Regions from separate parts of the Homo sapiens genome. Here region 2 is linked to region 1. Evidence: read pairs that join two places in POLR2A ChIA-PET (ENCODE). Cell type or tissue: GM12878. All regions are shown on one strand. Links, peaks and the distances in the headings refer to the core of each region. The heading gives the core; the rest is flanking DNA.

Region 1 (5,324 bases), core at 591-4,590:
TCTCGCTCTGTCACCCAGGCTGGAGTGCATTGGTGCTATCTCGGCTCACTGCAACCTCCACCTCCCAGGTTCGAGCAATTCTTCTGCCTCAGCCTCTCGAGTAGCTGGGATTACAGGTGCCCACCACCACGCCTGGCTAATTATTGCATTTTTAGTAGAGACAGGGTTTCACCATGTTGGCCGGGCTGGTTTTGAACTCCTGACCTTAGGTGATCCGCCTGCCTGGGCCTCCCAAAGTGCTGGGATTACAGCTGTAAGCCACCGTGCCCAGCCTAACTTGAGACGAGTCTCACTGTCGCCCAGGCTGGAGTGCAGTGGTGGGATCTCAGCTCACTGCAACCTCTGCCTCCCAGGTTCAAGCGGTTCTCCTGCCTCAGCCTCCCAAGTAGCTGGGATTACAGGCATCTGCCACCACACCCAGCTAATTTTTTTTTGTATTTTTAGTAGAGATGGGGTTTTGCTGTGTTAGCCAGGATGGTCTCGATCTCCTGACCTCGCGATTCACCCGTCTTGGTCTCCCAAAGTGCTGAGATTACAGGTGTGAGCCACCACGCCCGGCCTAGCCTAACTTCTTTTTAAACACTTCCTGTTTATCATTCTCAGGTGCCACTTCCCTCCTGCTCCCCATTCACTAGCTGATCAAATATATCCAGTTTCTTCCAAATTTATCACAGTAAAAAGTATATGAAACAGATGAGGACAGAAAGGATGCACAGTAATTCTGAAGACAGAAGAGAACCCATTCATAAAACCGCTATGCCCAAGGTTGCATACTTCAAAAATGCTGGATTGGCAACACTACGTTGCAAAATGCTTCTAATATGCTTTTCAAAGGAATCTGGGGTTTCAGCCAGAACACGGAGGGGAGACTCTGCCACTTCAACATCTTCTCGAGTACAAAGCAGGGGAGGAGACGCTGGATGGACTGTACTTCTGCAAAATAAGTAAGTAAATTGAATTCTACCATGGAGTGATTTACTGTATTACAGGAAAGCAGAAACCACATTAATCCAGAACTTTCAGAATATAAAATAAAGTGTAACTTTTGTAAAAGTGCAAGAATGCATGTTTTCCACCTTGAAAAGGTCACTTTGGGAAGCTACACCCTTATTATTCCAATGCCCCTGATTTGTGAAAGCATTTCTGACTGCCATTTCCAGTTCTTTTCTAAAAGATCAAGGCAGCACAAACACCTAGCATGGATTCTTGGCAAAGGACTTGAAAGCCAGTTTATAAGCCGGAGCCACAAACATAAATTACTTATTTGTTAGGTTTAGAGTTGATCAAAACCAATATTAAGCCAAGAAACTGCTGTATATACCATATTGGTTCTATATAATTTCATTTCTAAAAACTATTCAGTCAAGTGCAAATACTCAAACTTCAAAAAGAGCTTAAAAGATCTCACAGACTTCGGCAGCATGGCAAGTGACTTACTCTGAAGGCAACAATTCTAACGTGAATGTTTGGTTGGGCGTGGTGGCTCACGCCTGTAATCCCAGCACTTTGGGAGGCCGAGGCAGGTGGATCACTTGAGGTCAGGCGTTCAAGACAAGCCTGGCCAACGTGGTAAAACTGTCTCTACTAAAAATATAAAAATCAGCTGGGTGTGGTGGCACACATCTGTAATCCCAGCTACTTGGGTGGCTGAGGCATGAGAATCGCCTGAACCCAGGAGGCGGAGGTTGCAGTGAGCTGAGATCACACCACTGCACTCCAGCCTGGGTGACAGAGCAAGACTCTGTCTCAAAAAAAAAAAAAAAAAAAAGTGAAAGTTCATGAAATAGCATAACTTTATAGACAACTTGTATTTCAGGGAGTTGGCAGAAATATGATCTGAAAGTATCCAGATAATTGGCCTGGCACGGTGGCTCATGCCTGTAATCCCAGCACTTTGGGAGGCCGAGGTGGGTGGATCACCTGAGGTCAGGAGTTCAGGACCAGCCTGGCCAACATGGCAAAACCTCATCTCTACTAAAAATATAAAAATTAGCTGGGCATGTGGTGTGCGCCTGTAATCCCAGCTACTAGGGAGGCTGAGGCAGGAGAATCACTTGAACCCGGGAGGCAGAGGTTGCAGTGAGCTGAGATCGTGCCACTGCCCTCCAGCTTGGGCAACACAGCAAACTCCGTCTCAAAAAAAAAAAAAAAAAATATCCAGACAATTAATGTTTATTTTTCCCCTTTGGGATTCATATTTATTCTGAAGTAAGCTAGTGTGACTAGGTTTTATTTTACTAAATGTACTGTGGGTGTTTAAAAAGTATGCTGAGGTAACTTACAGGTAATTTTTTCTCCAGTGATTTTATTATTTTTGTTTGGTCTTGCTAGCTTTTAGTGCCTTCAGTGTAAATAACACAAAATTTATATTTATTTTTACATCCAGATAGTACAACTTAATCAAGCTTCAAAGACTATGGAAGATCCTCTAAGGACAGTAAACTACTGCCAGTATTAGGAATTTATGTCAGCATCCAGAGGTGCAAGCTTTGAACGGACAAGGGGTGGGGGTGTTGTCTAGTGTTTGAAGCTCCAGTGACTTTTGTTTTTGGTACTCATATTCCTACATTTATGTAACTCAGAATGATCTTCCAGGGCTGTTGGAAAAGGAACATAGTGATTACAGCTTAATTATCTGAGTTCCTTAAAGGAGCAAAGACTAAGAGTTCAGCTTTTTTGTTTTTTTTTTTAAAAGACACAGGGTCTTGCTCTGTTACCCAGGCTGTAGTGCAGTGGCATGATCATGGTTCACTGCAGCCTAAAACTCCTGGGCTTAAGCAATCCTCTCACCTGAGCAGCTAGGACTACAGATGTGTACCACCATGCCTGGCTAATTTTTTTGTTTTTTGTAGAGATGGGGGTCTCACTGTTTTGCCCAGGCTGATCTCGAACTCTGGGCCTCCCAAAGCATTGGGATTACAGGCATGAACCACCACTGCACCCAGCCTGAGTTCAGCTTTATTCCAGTTTACATAGTCTACAGTGTCCCTCAGGCTGGCAGAGATGGAGAAATTAAAGAGTATGAGTATGGACTTCTGAGTCAATGAGACCTGCATCTGTATCCCAGCTCTATTTGTTACCTGTGACTTCAGCATTTACTAACCTCTCGATCCCCGTTTCCACTTTTATAAAATGGAAATGACAGTGCCTTCCTTACAGGGCTGCCCTGATGATTCCAGGAGGCAGTGCGGGTACGTGGCTTACTTCTGAGCTTGGCGTATGGTCACAGCTTGATAATTATTACTCATATCGATAATGGAATTTGGTATTCAATTTTAGTATTTTTTCTCCACACTCTGAAGAAAAGCTCCTGACTCTCAGCTAGGTGCAGGGGATGCCAGAAACTATACCTACAATGAAACCTTATAGAGATGATGGCAGGAACAGAAATATCCATCCTTCCAACCCTCAAGTCAGAAGCCAAAGTATAAACCACACATGTATAGCTTCAAGTTGGTTACTGAGTGCATTTTCCCAACTTAGATATTGCAGAATTAACAAGAGCTGTGTGGAGAATATAAAATGGGACGTACAATAACGGCCATATGAGGCATTCATAGGTACTGGTGATGCAGATCATCGTGGGTCCCAGAATGTCAGGTACAATCCAAAATCCTCGAATTGGAGCTGGCTGCCTGGAAAAACACAGTCATAGTTAAATTACAAAGCAGCAAATGCAATGGAACCAAGAGCAAAGACATGACAGGTCCGCGGCCTTCTCAGGCCTGGGCTGAAGTTGCTTGGGACATCCTATCAGTACCATAACCTCAAAAGTGGTGGCTTGGAAACCTTTAATGCAGCTCCACACTAAAGTCTAGAGCCCATGTGACTAAGTCACTCAGGAATCCCTAACTGTAGCGTGCTGCTGACTGTAATCTCAAAAGTTACACGTTACACTGAAGATCTCTCCAACTTGCACATAAGCCCCAGCTATCTTTGTTTGCCTAGCCCAGTGCTAACAAATTAAGTGCTTAGAAACTGTTGAATGAACAGAACTACCGAGTCTCTCTCAATGAGGCCCAATGTCAATGTCACAGGAAATCACTTGGCACGCACAGCGTGTATCTCTCTCAGTCTTCCTTCCCACTTCAGTGAAGACACTGGAAACTGAGACCTCAGATGGGAACTGTCATTCTGCCAACATGCTCTCCTAGCGGCTCCCATGCCCATCCCACCTGCATGCCTACAACACACATCTGCCCCCGAATGTGGATGCCGCCTCCTCTCACACCTTCTGAAAATTGTACCATCAACTGTGTCGTTTCAAAATCTCCCTATTATCTACTTCCCCTCAGCTTGCAAACTCATGTCTCTTCCATTTAAAATACTCTCATTTCAATATAATGTCCAGTTCCCCTTAACCTATTCTTTCTCGCCATCCCTTTAGAACCAGCAGTCTTTAAACAGCAGTTGAAAACACTAGTTCCCCTTCCATAGCTCCCATTTACCTTTTTGGACAAGACATGGAGACGATATCTGGAAGGTTGTAAACTTTAACTTTTTATTATCAGTGTGAAATCTACACACTACTGGGCTATACACTATGTAACCAGTATCCAGGTCAAGAATCAGGACACTGCAGGGGGCCTCAGGGTTCCCATGCGACCTTCCCTGGTCATAGCCTTTCACTCCCCAGAGAAGTAGCCGCTACTCTGACATTCATAATATCATGTCTTTGCTTTGCTTTATAGTTTTCCTATCTATGTATTCACTCCTAGGCAAGACTGTTTAATTTTACCTGTTTCTGAAATTGATATAAATGGGATTTTGGGGTTTTTTTGAGATAGGGTCTCACTCTGTTGCCGAGGCTGGAGTGCAATAGTGCGATCACGACTCACTGCAGCCTTGACCTCGTGGGCTCAAACAATCCTTCCTTCTCAGCCTCCTGAGTAGCTGGGACCACAGGTACATGCTACCACAGTGGCTAATTTTTTTTTTTGTTTGAGACGGAGTCTCACTCTGTTGCCCAGGCTGGAGTGCAGTGACATGATCTTGGCTCACTGCAGCCTCCACCTCCCAGGGTCATACGATTCTCCTGCCTCAGCCTCCTGAGTAGCTGGGATTACAGGTGCCCGCCACTACACCCAGCTAATTTTTTTTTTGTATTTTAGTAGAGACGGGGTTTCACCACGTTGGCCAGGCTGGTCTCGAACTCCTGACCTAGTAATTCGCCTGCCTCAGCCTCCCAAAGTGCTGGGATTACAGGCGTGAGCCACCACGCCTGGCCTCACCTAGCTAATTTTTAAATTTTTTTGTAAAGGGTCTCACTATGTTGCCCAGGCTGGTCTCAAACTCCTGGCCTCAAGTGATCCTCCTGCCTCACC
Region 2 (4,662 bases), core at 1-4,000, 190 kb before region 1:
CCTATAATCCCAGCTAGAAAAAAAGAAATACGTTGGTCAATATGAGAGGTTGAGTTTTACAGTTGAAGGGGAAGGGTGCAGCGATATTAATTGGCTGTTTCTGACAGTAGTTTGGCACATAGTTGTATGTACACTCTGCTCCAGTAAAATGAAATGCGACCACAGTCAACGGTTACCTATTTATGCTGGAGGGTGTTTGGCAATCAACTGTTAATTTAAGTGAGATTCCATTCTGCCGCTTAGCCATGGCAGAGCACACACATGTGCACTCAGGGAAAGCAGATGGAATAGGTTATAAACAGAAGCAAACTCCAATTCAGGAGACATGTTCACGCAGAAATAGTACTATGATGCAACATACATCACAAAAACAAATGGAAATTGTGTTTGTTTGTTTTTGAGATACAGTCTTGCTCTTTCGCCAGGCCAGAGTGCAGTGGCACAATCTCAGCTCACTGCAACATCCATCTCCCAGGTTCAAGCGATTCTCCTGCCTCAGCCTCCCGAGTAGCTGGGACTACAGGTGCGCACAACCACGCCAGCTAATTTTTGTATTTTTAGTAGAGACGGGGTTTCATCATCTTGGCCAGGATGGTTTCGATCTCCTGACCTTATGATCCGCCTCAGCCTCCCAAAGTACTGGGATTACAGGCGTGAGCCATGGCGCCCGGCAAGAAATTTTTTTTTAAATCTGTCTTTAGGGGATTATCTAGCTATTAGTGGGGTTAAATGAGGGAACTGTCGCCTCGGCAGAAGAGATGGTCCACTGTATTCATTTGTCATAATAACCAGACTCCTGGAGTTACTGGGTTCTAAAGTTGTTGATACAGCATGAATAGGTTTGGATGTGGAGTTCTGTATGGAGGATCCTTTCAACGGGAAGATAAACCAAAATTGTTGGTCGTAGCCTTTTGGACTACTGACTTAAGAGATTATTTGAATCTCTTTAAAGAGTCAAAATTGGCTGGGCGCGGTGGCTCATGCCTGTAATCTCAGCACTTTGGGAGGCCAGGGCAGGTGGATTGCTTGAGGTCAGGAGCTCAAGACCAGGCTGGCCAACATAGTGAAACCCCATCTCTACTAAAATACAACGATTAGCCAGGTGTGGTGGTGGGCACCTGTAATCCCAGCTACTTGGGAGGCTGAGGCAAGATAATCGCTTGAACCTGGGAGGCGGAGGTTGCAGTGAGCTGAGATCGAGCCACTACACTCTCAGCCTGGGTGACAGAATGAGGCTCTGTCTCACACACAAAATAAGCCTGTATTGTTGTAAATAGATTGTGAAGGGTGATTCTGGTGAGGGCTCAGAAGAAGAGGAGAGCTACAGAGAAAGCCTCAGTTTTCTTAGAGATTACCTAAGAGGTTGTACCAGAAGGCTAGTAGAAGTATGGATGTTAAAGGCCATTCTGATGAGGTCTCAGATGGAAATGAAGAACATGTTATTGGAAACTGGCAGAAAAATGATCCTGATTATCTGGCAAAGAATGTGGCTGAATTGTATGTCCTAGTGTTTTATGGAAGGTAGAAATTCTGAGTGATGAAATAGGATATTCGGTGGAAAAAATATCTGAGTAAAGTGTTGAGAGTGCGGCAAAGCTTCTCTTGAATGCCTGTAGTAAAATGCTAGCAGAGAGAAACCAATTAAAGATGGTCTTTCTTTCTCTTTCTCTCTCTCTCTCTCTTTCTCTCTCTCTCTCTCTTTCTTTCTGAGACAGAGTTTTGCTCTTTTTGCCCAGGCTGGAGTGCAGTGGCGCGATCTTGGCTCACTGCAACCTCCACCTCCTGGGTTCAAGTGATTCTCCTGCCTCAGCCTCCTGAGTAGCTGGGATTACAGGTTTGTGCCACGACGCCTGGCTAATTCTGTATTTTTAGTAGAGACGGGGTTTCACCATGTTAGCCAGGCTGGTCTCGAACTTCTAACCTCAGGCGATGTGCCCTTCTCAGCCTCCCAAAATGCTGGGATGACAGGCATGAGCCACCGCCCCCGGCCAAAGATGTTATTTATGATTTAAAAAGCAGCAGAATTTAAATATTTAGAAATTTACCAACCTGCCCATGTTGTAAAGAATGAAAAAGCTTGTTGAAGAGAAAACACCAAGAATGTGACCAAGGAAACTTTTGATAAGGAGGTTAGTGTGGGGAGATGGAAGCCAGATGCTCAGCATCACAGCGAAGAAGGACCCTGAAACCATTCCGAAGATCTTTAGAGGCTGCCCTGCCCATCACAGGCCCAGAAAACTAGGACCTTGAAGTCAAAGCGATTTCAAGGCTCTGCTCCCTGCATTCTGGTGCAGGGCTCCTGGCATACCCTAGCTGTGACTCAAGTGGGCCCAGCTGTGACTCAGGCCATCCCTCTGGGAGGCATAGACAGTAAAGCATGGTGGTGTCCAAGCAGTTTTATCTCCACAGCTGCGCAAAGTGCATGGGCTGTGAGGGCATTGCTACCTCTACCTAGATTTCAAAGGATTCCTGGGGGAATCTTGAGGCCCAGACGGAGCACCGCCAAAGGGGCAGGGCCACTGCGGAGAGCCCCCACTAGGGCAATGCCCAGCACAGCCATGGGGACGGGGGTGCCTCCAAGACCCCAGAATGTTAGGGCCACCAGCGTGCAACTCCAGCCTGGGAAAGCTGCAGGTCCGAGACTCCAACTCATGAAAGCTGCAGAGTGGGCTGTGCCCAGCAAAGCCATGGGGGGGCCGCCCCGAGTCTTGGAGGCCCAACCCCCATCCCAATATCTGGGGGGTAGGACGTCAAGTCAAACATTATTCTCAAACCTTAAGACTTAATGTTGTTTGCCATGTTGAGTTTCGGACTTACTTGGGACCCATCACCCCTTTCTTCTTTCCTATTTCTCCCTTTTGGAATGGAAATTTCTATCCTATGTCAGTCCCACCATTGTATTTTGGAAGCATACTTACATTGTATAAGTAGTTTGATTTCACAGGCTCATAATTGGAGAGCAATTTGCCTCAGGATGAATCATATCTTGACTTTTGCCCAGACTTGGAATGAGTCAACATTTAGTTGAGATGTTGACTTAGACTTTAAAGCTGTTATTGGAATGAGTTAAGACTTTTAGGGCTATTGGGATGGAATAAATCTATTTTGCATTTGAGAAGGACATGGATTTTGTGAGGTCATGGGCAGAATGCTATGGTCTATGTTTGTGTCCCCACAGAATTCGTATGTTGAAATCTAACCCCCAAGATGATGGTATTAAGAAGCAGGGTGTTTGGGGTGATTAGATCATGAGGGCCCTGCCCTCATGAATGGGATGAATGCCCTTATGAAAGAGGACCCAGGCTGGGTGCGGTGGCTCATACCTGTAATCCCAGCATTTAGGGAGGCTGAGACAAGAGGATTATTTGAGTCCAGGAGTTCAAGACCAGCCTGGGCAACATAGTGAGACTCCATCTTTACCAAAAAAAAGGAAGAAAGAAAGAAAAAAAATAGGCCGGGCGCGGTGACTCATGCCTGTAATCCCAGCATTTTGGGAGGCCGAGGCAGGTGGATCATGAGGTCAGGAGATCAGGACCATCCTGGCTAACATGGTGAAACCCTGTCTCTACTAAAAAAATGCAAAAAAATTATCCAGTTGTGGTGGCAGGTGCCTGTAGTCCCAGCTACTTGGGCGGCTGAAGCAGGAGAATGGTGTGAACCCAGGAGGTGGAGCTTGCAGTGAGCTGAGATCATGCCACTGCACTCCAGACTGGGCGACAGAGCAAGACTCCGTCTCAAAAAAAAAAAAAAAAAAACAGCCAGGTGTGGTGGCATGTGCCTGTAGTTCCAGCTACTCAGGAGGCTGAGGTGAGAGGATCACCTGAACCCAGGAGTTTGAGGCTGCAGTGAGCTATGATTGTGCTGCTGCACTCCAGCCTGGGTGACAAAGTAAGACTCTGTCTCAAAAAATAAAATAATATAAAAGAGGCCCCAGAAAGCTGTCTTCCCCTTCTATCATGTGAAGACACGGTGAGAAGGTGTGAAGCACAGAGTGAGCCCTCACCAAACACCAAATCTGCTGGCGCCTTGATCTTGGACTCCCCAGCCTCCAGAACTCTCAGCAACATTTCTGTTTTTAACAAATTATCCAGTCTAAGGAATTTTGTTATAGTAGACCAAATGGACTAAAACCCTGGGTATGTGGACCACTCCAGGCCAATGAGACATTAGGGAAAGTTGCTGGGGGCTCACCTCCCTAATAAAACGATACAGCCAGGCGCGGTGGCTCACATCTGTAATCCCAGCATGTTGGTAGGCTGAGGCAGGTGGATCATGAGGTCAAGAGATCAAGATCATCCTGGCCAACATGGTGAAACCCTGTCTCTACTAAAAATACAAAAATTAGCTGGGTGTGGTGGTCCCAGCTACTCAGGAGGCTTAGGCAGGAGAATCGCTTGAACCCAGGAGGCAGAGGTTGCAGTGAGCCAAGGTCGCACCACTGCACTCCAGCCTGGTGACAGAATGAGACTCCATCTCAAAAAAAAAAAAAAAAAAGATACATGTTAGTAATGCACATTTTCTTTCTAACTTTGAATGTTATCATGTACAGATGCTTGGAGCTGTGGCAGCTATTTTGCCACCATGAGGATAAGGCTAAGCAATTTGAAATTAGTCCACACCCCTAAATTATGGAGCTGCTGAATTCTGGAGTGTTTACCTCTA

What was found. ChIA-PET counts read pairs that join two places held together with the same protein. Peaks named below come from ENCODE experiments on the same cell type or tissue, not always from the same donor. Only the 100,000 strongest peaks of a DNase experiment are listed, where the experiment ranks them.
Region 2: POLR2A ChIA-PET joins it to region 1 with 7 read pairs; 5 of 35 experiments call an interaction of 5 or more read pairs at or near these places.

Annotation. Positions count from the first base shown.
Region 1 is chr17:5,388,028-5,393,351 of GRCh38, forward strand. NUP88 (nucleoporin 88) reads right to left here. Exons shown (of 17, transcript NM_002532.6): 10 at 3,534-3,635; 11 at 775-933. Among named protein-coding and RNA genes, the nearest start is that of NUP88, 29 kb to the right of the region's middle. In GM12878, for the core only: no CTCF peak of the experiment used is centred there; no DNase peak of the experiment used is centred there.
Region 2 is chr17:5,201,056-5,205,717 of GRCh38, forward strand. The region is part of intron 1 of ZNF594-DT (ZNF594 divergent transcript); the gene reads left to right. Among named protein-coding and RNA genes, the nearest start is that of ZNF594-DT, 11 kb to the left of the region's middle. In GM12878, for the core only: no CTCF peak of the experiment used is centred there; no DNase peak of the experiment used is centred there; H3K27ac peaks cover 1,082 bases.